Linked DNA regions of Homo sapiens: region 2 is linked to region 1. The links are chromatin contacts, found by Hi-C in ENCODE. All regions are on one chromosome and are shown on one strand. The core of a region is the stretch at or near the end of the contact, and the rest is flanking DNA. Distances in the headings are between cores, read along the strand shown. Region 1 overlaps GRIK4 (glutamate ionotropic receptor kainate type subunit 4). Region 2 overlaps TBCEL-TECTA (TBCEL-TECTA readthrough).

What was found. A loop is a pair of places that touch in the nucleus more often than their neighbours do. Pooled maps may share reads with other maps.
Region 2: a loop to region 1 is called in a pooled map, with 2.5 times the contacts of the local background. The contact joins two enhancer-like sites. A Hi-C loop is called at or near these places in 9 of 37 single-sample maps with no recorded cell type and 5 of 50 pooled maps.

Annotation. Positions count from the first base shown.
Region 1 is chr11:120,924,364-120,929,077 of GRCh38, reverse strand. All of the region lies in intron 13 of GRIK4 (glutamate ionotropic receptor kainate type subunit 4), which reads right to left. Among named protein-coding and RNA genes, the nearest start is that of TBCEL, 97 kb to the left of the region's middle. RefSeq lists a silencer at 2,849-2,948. Within about 2 kb of position 2,962, at least 2 of the 41 ENCODE cell types and tissues checked have a DNase peak (open chromatin) inside an H3K27ac peak, as active enhancers do.
Region 2 is chr11:121,067,059-121,071,934 of GRCh38, reverse strand. The region is part of intron 7 of TBCEL-TECTA (TBCEL-TECTA readthrough); the gene reads right to left. The region is part of intron 8 of TBCEL (tubulin folding cofactor E like); the gene reads right to left. Among named protein-coding and RNA genes, the nearest start is that of TECTA, 32 kb to the left of the region's middle. RefSeq lists a cis regulatory region at 4,340-4,353 and an enhancer at 4,274-4,418. Within about 2 kb of position 2,999, at least 3 of the 41 ENCODE cell types and tissues checked have a DNase peak (open chromatin) inside an H3K27ac peak, as active enhancers do.

The sequences.
Region 1 (4,714 bases), core at 1,713-4,212:
ATAGCACCCAATTGTTCACCTGTGCCAACACACAGACACACACACACACACACATGTGCGCACACACACATACACGCGTGCACGCGCGCACACACACACACACACACACACACACACGTCTTTGCTAACCAGTGCGAGCCCATGTTTGTAGAAATCATCCCTGCTCACTGGGCCAGGCCTATCCACAGCAATGATTGAAGAGGCAGAGGCCCAGTGGAGCATTAGCATTCCTGGGAAAGTGGCAATGTCATCCGCAGGTCCAAGTGCTCCCTGGTGCTATTTCTCGAGGTTACAGCTTACTCTCGGGGCTGGATGAATTTCTTTAGAGTTAAATTAAAGTCCCCATGAAATATTTAGTTGGCTCGGCACAGGGCTGTGTTATTGGCCTATAGAGGGCAGATTTTAGGAACGAACCAGCGCTAAGGAAAGAAGGGGCTGGCAGTTCATTTGCAGGTGAAATTATGCGGCACAGAGGTCCAAGCTGACTCAAGAGGCCAAGCAGATACTATTTACCCTTGACCCTCTTGTTACAGGCTTCTATTCACTGGCCCACGAATCCTCAATCCTCTTGCTTTTTGGGGTCAGGCAGATGCATGTTTGAATCCCGACTCTGCCATTCACCAGCTGAGCAATTACCAGAAATCTGAGCTTCAGTTTCCTCATCTCTAAAATAGGCAAAATAATGTATACTTCTTAAGATTGTGGTGAGGGTTAAATTCAACTCCCTGTGTAAACAGAGCTCATGTGAGGTCCTGCTTCTTACAATCCCCTCTTCCCGTTGCAGCCAGAGGGGTCTTTGGGAAAGCTAAAGCAGACGATGCCATTTTTCTCCGTGTCGCCTTCTAGCTTTTTTTTTTTTTTTTTAAGACGGAGTCTTGCTCTGTCTCCCAGGCTGGAGTGCAGTGGTGCGATCTCGGCTCACTGCAGCTCCACCTCCCAGGTTCCAGCCATTCTCCTGCCTCAGCCTCCCGAGTAGCTGGGATTACAGTTGTGCACCACCATGCCCGGCTAATTTTTGTATGTTTAGTAGAAACACGGTTTCACCACGTTGGCCAGGCTGGTCTCTCACACTCCTGATCTCAGGTGATCCGCCTGCCTCGGCCTCCCAAAGTGCTAGGATTACAGGCATGAGCCACCATGCCTGGCCTGCCTTCTTAATATTTTTTTATGCCATGGACCTCTTTAACAGTCTGCTGATACCTGTTAACCTCTTATTTTAAAATATTTTAAAATGACTACATAGAAATTCAGTTATCAAAATATGTGTACACTTTTTGTGCTATAGTGGTATCTGTGCCTCTTTACATAACAAGAGCTGGAAGTGTGTCTAACAGCAACACTAAATTAATACCATTGGTGACAAAGTCACAGGTGTGGTTAATACCATGAAGCTTTGTTGACCACATTCATAATTGAAGGAAATATTACATTTCTGTTTGAACTTAGAAAAATATATAGATGTTAATTTTTCCTTTCTTTCTTTCTTTCTTTTTTTTTTTTTTTTTTTTTTTTGAGACAGAGTCTCACTTTGTCACCTAGGCTGGAGGGCAGTGATGTGATGTGGTTCACTGCAACCTCCGCCTCTCAGGTTCAAGCAGTTCTCCTGCCTCAGCCTCCTGAGTACCTGGGACTACAGGCACGCACCACCACACCCAGCTAATTTCTGTATTTTTAGTAGAGATGGGGTTTTGCCATGTTGGCGAGGCTGGTCTCGAACTTCTGACCTCAAGTGATCAGCCTGCCTTGGCCTCCCAAAGTGCTGGGATTACAGGTGTAAGCCACTGTGCCCGGCCAATTCTTCCTTTCTAGTTTTGTGGACTCTCAATGCTATCCTCAGACCATGGGTGTATGTGGACCTAGGAAAAGAACCGAGAGACTTCCAAGTTCATAAAGACCCAACTCCTTACCGTGGCCCACCAGGCGTTGGTGATACGGCAGCCCATTCACCACAGTCTAGCTAGTCATGCTAACCCCCATCCTGATTTCTGAACATGACAAGTTCACTTTCCACCTTGGGGTCTTGGAGTTTACTCTTTCCCCTCCACATATGCTCTGCCCTGGCCATGGCCCAGCTGGCTTCTCACCGTTCTGACCTCAGCTCAAGCACCATGCCATCAATGCAGCCTTCCCTACTTGCCCACTTAATGGGCCCCTCTCCTCGAGACACTCTGGCTCATTATACTGCTTTATTTTCTTCACAGCGGAAATCATGACCTGAAATTGTCTTGTTTATTTACCAGTTTACCTGTTGATTGTCTAGAGTGCCATCTTCAGGAAGGAGTGACCTTTGTCTGCCTTAGTCATCATACATCTCCAGTGTCCAGAACCTGCCATGTGCCAGGCACTACATAAATATTTGTTGAATGAAGTCATGATTGAATGAATGAATAGACAAATCCAAGAAAGAGGAGCTCAGTTAACATTATTCTCTATCCTTGGCTCTCAACTGAGGGAACGATTTTGTAGTAGAATGTTTTGACCAAGGGTACACCCTCTAGGGCCAGCTCAGCCACTTACTAACTGCATAATCTTAGGCCAGTTACTTAACCTCTTTGTACCTCAGTTTCCTCATCTGGAAAATGGGGTTAGTAATATTACATACTTTGTAGGTATGTTGGGGAGGTTAAATTAATGAATACACAAAAAGCACTTAGAACAGTGCCTGAAACATAGGGAATGTTCCAGAAGTGTCAGCCTTTATTATTTTGTTGCAACTTAAAGGATTCACTTCAATTTTATTTATTTTTTAAAATTATTGTTTCAGAAAATTCAATGTAGGTATTGAAGGGAGTGAAAAGAAATCCCATGATTAAAAAACTAATATGCATTATAGATGTCAGTGTTTATATAGTTGAGGTGTGAAAGAGAAAGGGAACTGAGAGCTTAGGTCCAGGCAGGTTATGGTATGTGGCAAAGCCCAGAGAGGCCTAAGTTTCACTTCCTCACATCACTACTACCACCACCATCACACCTGACTTTCTGAAGATTGACCAACAATTTACATGTCGAATCAAGAAAAGAAATTGAATCCTATCTGAGTTTTCAGGAAGATATGCTCATTTCTTTTCTTTCTTTTTCTTTTTTTTCTTTCTTTTTTTTTTTTTGAGATGGAGTCTCGCTCTGATGCCCAGGCTGGAGCACAGTGGTGCGATCTTGGCTCACTGAAACCTCCACCTCCTGGGGTCAAGCAAATCCCCTGCCTCAGCCTCCTGAGTAGCTGGGATTACAGGCGCACACCACCACACCTGGCTAATTTTTTTTGTATTTTTAGTAGAGATGGGGTTTCACCATGTTGGCCAGACTGGTCGTGAACTCCCGACCTCAGGTGATCACCCGCCTCAGTCTCCCAAAGTACTGGGATTACAGGCGTGAGCCACTGCGCCTGGCCGATATGCTCATTTCTAACCCAAATGCACCCTTTATTGATAAAAATCTCTGGCCCACAATACAGTCACCAATAGGCCATGGGACAAGGGGCACTGAATTTTCACCAGTGAGTCCACCCTCTTCTGCCTGTCTCCCATCCCTGCTGGCTGCCAAAACAGCTGGTTAAGCTCTGGGTCGCTGACAACGGGCAAAGCTAACTGGTCCACATGGGGATCCAACCTGCAGACCTGAACTAATGAGCAAGGGCTTGTGCTGGCCTAGCCAGCCCTACACTTATTTCGAGGCTATGGGTTCCAGGCGTGATCGGGGGCCTGTGTAAAGCTGGCCTGGGCAAGCCCAGGCGACAGGTTTCTGCTGTTGTAGGAGCCCGACAGTGCCACCAGCTCACGGCGCTGTCTTCCTTTCATTTTCCCTCCCACTTGTCAGCCCTGTAATTAGGAATGGTGAGATTCACGGGCCTGTTATTAGGACTGTTTTTGTTGGGTAAAATAAAGTACCACCAACTTCTGTGGGCATCGCCCACAGCCATAGAGAACTTCTAGAGGCCTTCCCTGTGCTCCTTCTCTGTTCCCACTTTTTCACCCCATCCCCTACAGCTCCTGCTAGACAGAATGGAGGCCCCAGCTCTGCCTCAGAGACCAGCCCTGAACTGCCCCACCTCCCCAGGGAGTGAGCAGTGATGTGACCAATTGGATCCACAAAGTGGACAGCATCTGGCCCCTTCTCATTTCCTATCAGTATGTGCACACGTTGAAACCACTGCAAAGGGCAGCAGGGCATTTTCTCAGGAATCCCTGCCATTTTTTGAGGAAGAGAGCTGAAGACATTGTTCTGAACCTCTGGCCACTCTTCCTGGGTGATAAAGGTGTATTTGGTCTTTTTCTGAGAGGTGTCCCACTTGTTGACATGGCTCATATGCCCATCAATAGTCATACCCCAAAACTGTTTTTTCACAGATCGTTCTTGAGACCCACAGCAACGTCTAAGGTTGGCAGTAACCTATTTAGAGATGAGGAGAATGAGACTCAAGAAGTCATGTGGTGTTAAATTTGGAATAATGGTTACCTTTGGGCAGACGAAAGGTGTAGAGAGTGAAACAGGAAAGAGGTGGGTGGGGACAAGGGGGTCTTCAGGATGCCGCTAAGGGTATATTTCTTGATCCGGACAGTGATTGATCACACAGGGATGTCCTCTTTGTGATCATTCATTAAGCTGTCACTTACGATTTGTGCACTTTTCTATATGTCTATTTCAATATATATTTTTTTAAGTTAAGTGATTTTCCCAAGTAGGAGAATGGCCACTGTTGAGCCTGCCACTAAACGCT
Region 2 (4,876 bases), core at 1,750-4,249, 140 kb before region 1:
CCCAGGAGACTCATGTCCAGTATAGAAATGTTCCTTCACAACAGCAGGTCCTCTGTCTGGAAGGAATATGAGGTAACGGACACAGCACACTAAGATTTCTCCAGCATCCAAGACAAAATAAGCCTTCATTGAGGTGGTGTCCAAATACAGGCTGCTGCCTGCTCTCACAATAACATGGAGATACAATCAGCTCTATTTAGAAAAGCCATTAGTCTTAAGCAGGGAAAAACATACTCTCCATATTTTAAAAAGCATACCACTAATGACAATCAAATCAGCATTTGAGGAATTCCTAATGTAATCCTTGCCATCATAAAGGATTTCCCAGGACATAGTTTAGGGATTACTTGGGACAAACAGAAAATAAGGTACCAAAGAAAAGAAAAGGCAAAGAAAAGCCTCTAAGAAAACCTGTTTCTGGCATTGCCACCGTCTCTGACAATGGTACTTCCTCTTTCCATCAAATAATTGTTCACTGGAGCTATTTTAAGACTCCTCCTTATGATAAGCAAAATTTTAAAGTCTGAAAAGGCACCCTAAATCAATGCATTTACTTCCTACCACTGCCCTCAAAAACAAAAAGAAATCATTGAGTTCCCAAAGATACATGATATGCTGACTTCTAAAAGTTGCATTTTTTTTCTCTTTAAAATTAAAGAGGATGACTGTGTATTAGGTAAGCACTAAAGAAGCAATTTAGATTCAATCTATCAGAGGAAATGGAGAGAGAAAGTAAACACAAAATGAAGGGAACACTGAAAAATACAAGCAATGTGGATAGACATCTGATCAAGGGCAAGGCAAAAATAATAAACATGTACACTTGACTATGTGCCAGACCCACAAACATGGAGGTTTCTTTCTCTCTAAATGATATTTCTATACCCTCAGAGAAATCAGGGCTATAAATACCAGACAACAAGTACAACTTCACGATGTGTTTTCTGAGGACCAGTTCAAATTCTAGAGTGAAATTCAGTCTTAATACACATAATCTCTCTAAAAAGACATAAGCAATCTCCACCACACATATCCTCCTTTACTAGTCTCAGTTTTTAAGTCTCTGGGTCTCTCTCAGCTGCTGCCTTTTTTTTTTTTTTAAATACTTTAAGGTCTAGGGTACATGTGCACAACGTGCAAACATGTGCCATGTTGGTGTGCTGCACCCATTAACTTGTCATTTATATTAGGTATTTCTCCTAATGCTATCCCTCCCCCCTCCCCGAATCCCACAACAGGCCCCCGTGTGTGATGTTCCCTGCCCTGTGTCCAAGTGTTCTGATTGTTCAATTCCCACTTATGAGTGAGAACATGCGCTGTTTGGTTTTCTGTCCTTGCGATAGTTTGCTAAGAATGATGGTTTCCAGCTTCATCCAAGTCCCTACAAAGGACATGAACTCATCCTTTTTTATGGCTGCATAGTATTCCATGGTGTATATGTGCCACATTTTCTTAATCCAGTCTATCACTGATGGACATTTGGATTGGTTCCAAGTCTTTGCTATCGTGAACAGTGCCACAATAAACATACATGTGCATGTGTCTTTATAGTAGCATGATTTATAATCCTTTGGGTATATACCCAGTAATGGGATCACTGGGTCAAATGGTATTTCTAGTTCTAGATCCTTGAGGAATCGCCACACTGTCTTCCACAATGGTTGAACTAGTTTACACTCCCACCAAGTATGGAAAAGTGTTCCTATTTCTCCACATCCTCTCCAGCACCTGTTGTTTCCTGACTTTTTAATGATCGCCATTCTAACTGGTGTGAGATGGTATCTCATTGTGGTTTTGATTTGCATTTCTCTGATGGCCAGTGATGATGAGCATTTTTTCATGTGTCTTTTGGCTGCATAAATGTCTTCTTTTGAGAAGTGTCTGTTCATATCTTTTGCCCACTTTTTGATGGGGTTGATTTTTTCTTGTAAATTTGTTCAGCTTCTTCTTCTATATACAAACCAAAATCTCTCCACTTAACTTCCCAACTTGAAACCTTTCAATGGTTTCCCACTGTCTATAAGAATAAGCCCTACTGTCCGAGCACAGCATACCAAAGTCTTTCACGGACTGCCCTGTTTCCTACCTTCCTCCCCAGCATAATATGTATCATTACTTCCCAGTTATTAACTACTTTTTTTTTTTCAGACAGTCTAGCTTTGTCGCCCAGGCTGGAGTGCAGCGGCACAATCTTGGCTCACTACAACCTCTGCCTCCCAGGTTCAAGTGATTATCCTGCCTCAGTCTCTCCAGTAGCTGAGACTACAGGCATGCACCACCACGCCTGACTAATTTTTTGTATTTTTAGTAGAAATGGGGTTTCACCATGTTGGCCAGGCAGGTCTCGAACTCCTAACTTCAAGTGATCCACCCACCTCGGCCTCCCAAAGTGCTGGGATTACAGGAGTGAGCCACTGTGCCCAGCTCCCACTTACTACTTTTCACTAGTCATATCAAATTGTTGTAGTTCACTGCACATAAAGACATTTCATACCTCTGTACCTTTACTTCCCATGTACTCACATCTGTCTAGAATATTCTTCCCTCATCGTCACCAGATTAACTCAATCATTTTCCAGGAAAGTACCCTCTTCCAGCAGACCTAAGTCCTCCTTAGTGTTCTCAGAGTATAAAGCGAATATTCAATCATCTTACTGAACAGTTGCTATACTGCCAGGCACCGCTCTAGGCACTGGGGAGATGGCAAGGTACAAAACAGAAACAGTCCCTACTCCTATAGAGCTTACAGTACCATGGGGGGAGATTGACAATATACAAGAAATGTAACTCAGGTGTTGATAAGTGACAAGAAAAATATTAACAAAAGGAGGTTAAGAGAATTATAGGAGACAGAGGTGTGCTATTTTAGACTGGGTGAGGAGAGAAGGAATCTCGGATAAGGTGTCAGCGAGGGAGAGAATGAAGCAGGTAGCCTGGTGCATTCTCAACAGGGAACAAAGTGCAAAGGCCTGAGGAGGGAGTGTGCTTGAAGTGTGTCAGGAACAGTAAGGACAGTTTCTGTTTTTTGTCTGTTTTTTTTTTTTTTTTGAGACGGAGCCTTGCTCTGTCACCCAGGCTGCAGTGCAGTGGTGTGATCTCAGCTCACCGCAACCTCCGCCTCTCGGGTTCAAGTGATTCTCCTCCCTCAGCCTCCAGAGTAGCTGGGATTACAGGTATGCACTACCATGCCTAAGTAATTTTTTTTGTATTTTTAGTAGAGACAGGGTCTCTCCATGTTGGTCAAGCTGGTCTTGAACTCCCGACCTCAGATGATCTGCACACCTTGGCCTCCCTAAGTGGTGGGATTACAGGCATGAGCCACTGCGCCCAGCCTCTGTTGTTTTTTTAAAAATCAACTTGAGTTCTTAGAAACAGGCTGCTATGAGATGCACGGGCCTTAAGGGAGCAAGGGTGGACTCAGGGAGACTGGTCAGTAGGCTACTACAATAACACAAGTAAGATATGATGAAGGATTTGGACTAAAATGATAGGAAGCAGTAGTCAGATTCTATACATAGGTTTTGAAAGTAGAACTGAAAGAAAAAAAAAACAGACCAGATGTGGGGTGTGGGAGAAAAAAAATCAAGAATGACTCCAGTGTTTTTTCCCTGAGCAACTGGAATAATTGAAAAAAGGAGAAAAACTGGCAGAGCAGTAGCTATGGCACAGGGGGCTAGGGGTGAGGGAGGCAGGGTAAGGGAAAAGGGAGGGTATCGAAAGTTGAGTTTTGGACACACTAGGTTTAAACATCCAGGCAGAGGCATCAAGCAGGCAGCTGGAAAGCGCCGTCTGGAATTTAGAGGCAGATCACAGCTGCATGTATACATCTGGCAGTTATCAGAATACAGAAAGCACTGAAAGCCTCGGGACTGGCTAAAAGTGTGTGGGGGATGAGTACAGAAGAGAAGAGGTCCAAGGACTAAGTCCTGGGGTAACTCAAGTTTTAGAGGTTGGGAACATGAAGAGGGCCCAGCAAAGGAAATATATCTCTAGCTTAGCTTCTTGAGAGTAGACACTACTGTTTTTGTCTCTTTATCTCTAGCTTGAAGCCCAGTGCCTCTTGGTCCTTAGTAGGTATTCAGTAAATAAATTAAACTGTCCTTTGAAACCCAGCTAGAATCTAGAGTTATTTCCTAGAAGTTCTCCTGGTAAGGCCTGAGAGTCTAATAACTGAAATATGACCAGCCCAGTAAGGACATCTTTCCAGCTACCTGCAGTACACACTGAACTTATCTGGAAACAGCATATCACACCACTGCTATATAAGCCACTAAGAAACACGGCACAGATGACGGCTTTAAAAGAAAAGAGTCCATTGACTGGAAAAGCAAACAGTATGATGGTCAAAGGCCAAGAATCAGAAAACAGAGATTTTTCCTCTTCTCTTGTTTCACAAAGTAAATAAACATGAGACATATGGCTGATTGCTCAGTTTTTTGTTAGTCCATTATTGCCATAAGCAGCTAGAGCAGAGAGGCTAAACTTCCAGCTCTACCTATCAGAAGGCAATAAAAAGGATAATTGAGCACCTGTAAGAAATTATAAAGCTCTTAATAAGTATGTCTCCCTTCAGTCTCCTAAACATTTTACTCTTTTCATCATAAAAATTCAAATGATTCAGATTTTGCATTTCATCCTGGGATAGGAAAACAGGTATGTGAATCTCTGGATCCTCTTTAAAGTCTTTTATTGCCAAAATGACTAATCACATAGAAACAGATGTGTGTAAATAATCCAACTGACACACAAAATAACTTTGCTACCATAAAGGACATTCGGCTCATCATGTCGGCTCTTTATTCATAACCTCAAAGACATTTTGGGTAACTTTTCTTACTTTATGTTAAAGTTAATTAGAGCTATTTCATGTTTAACT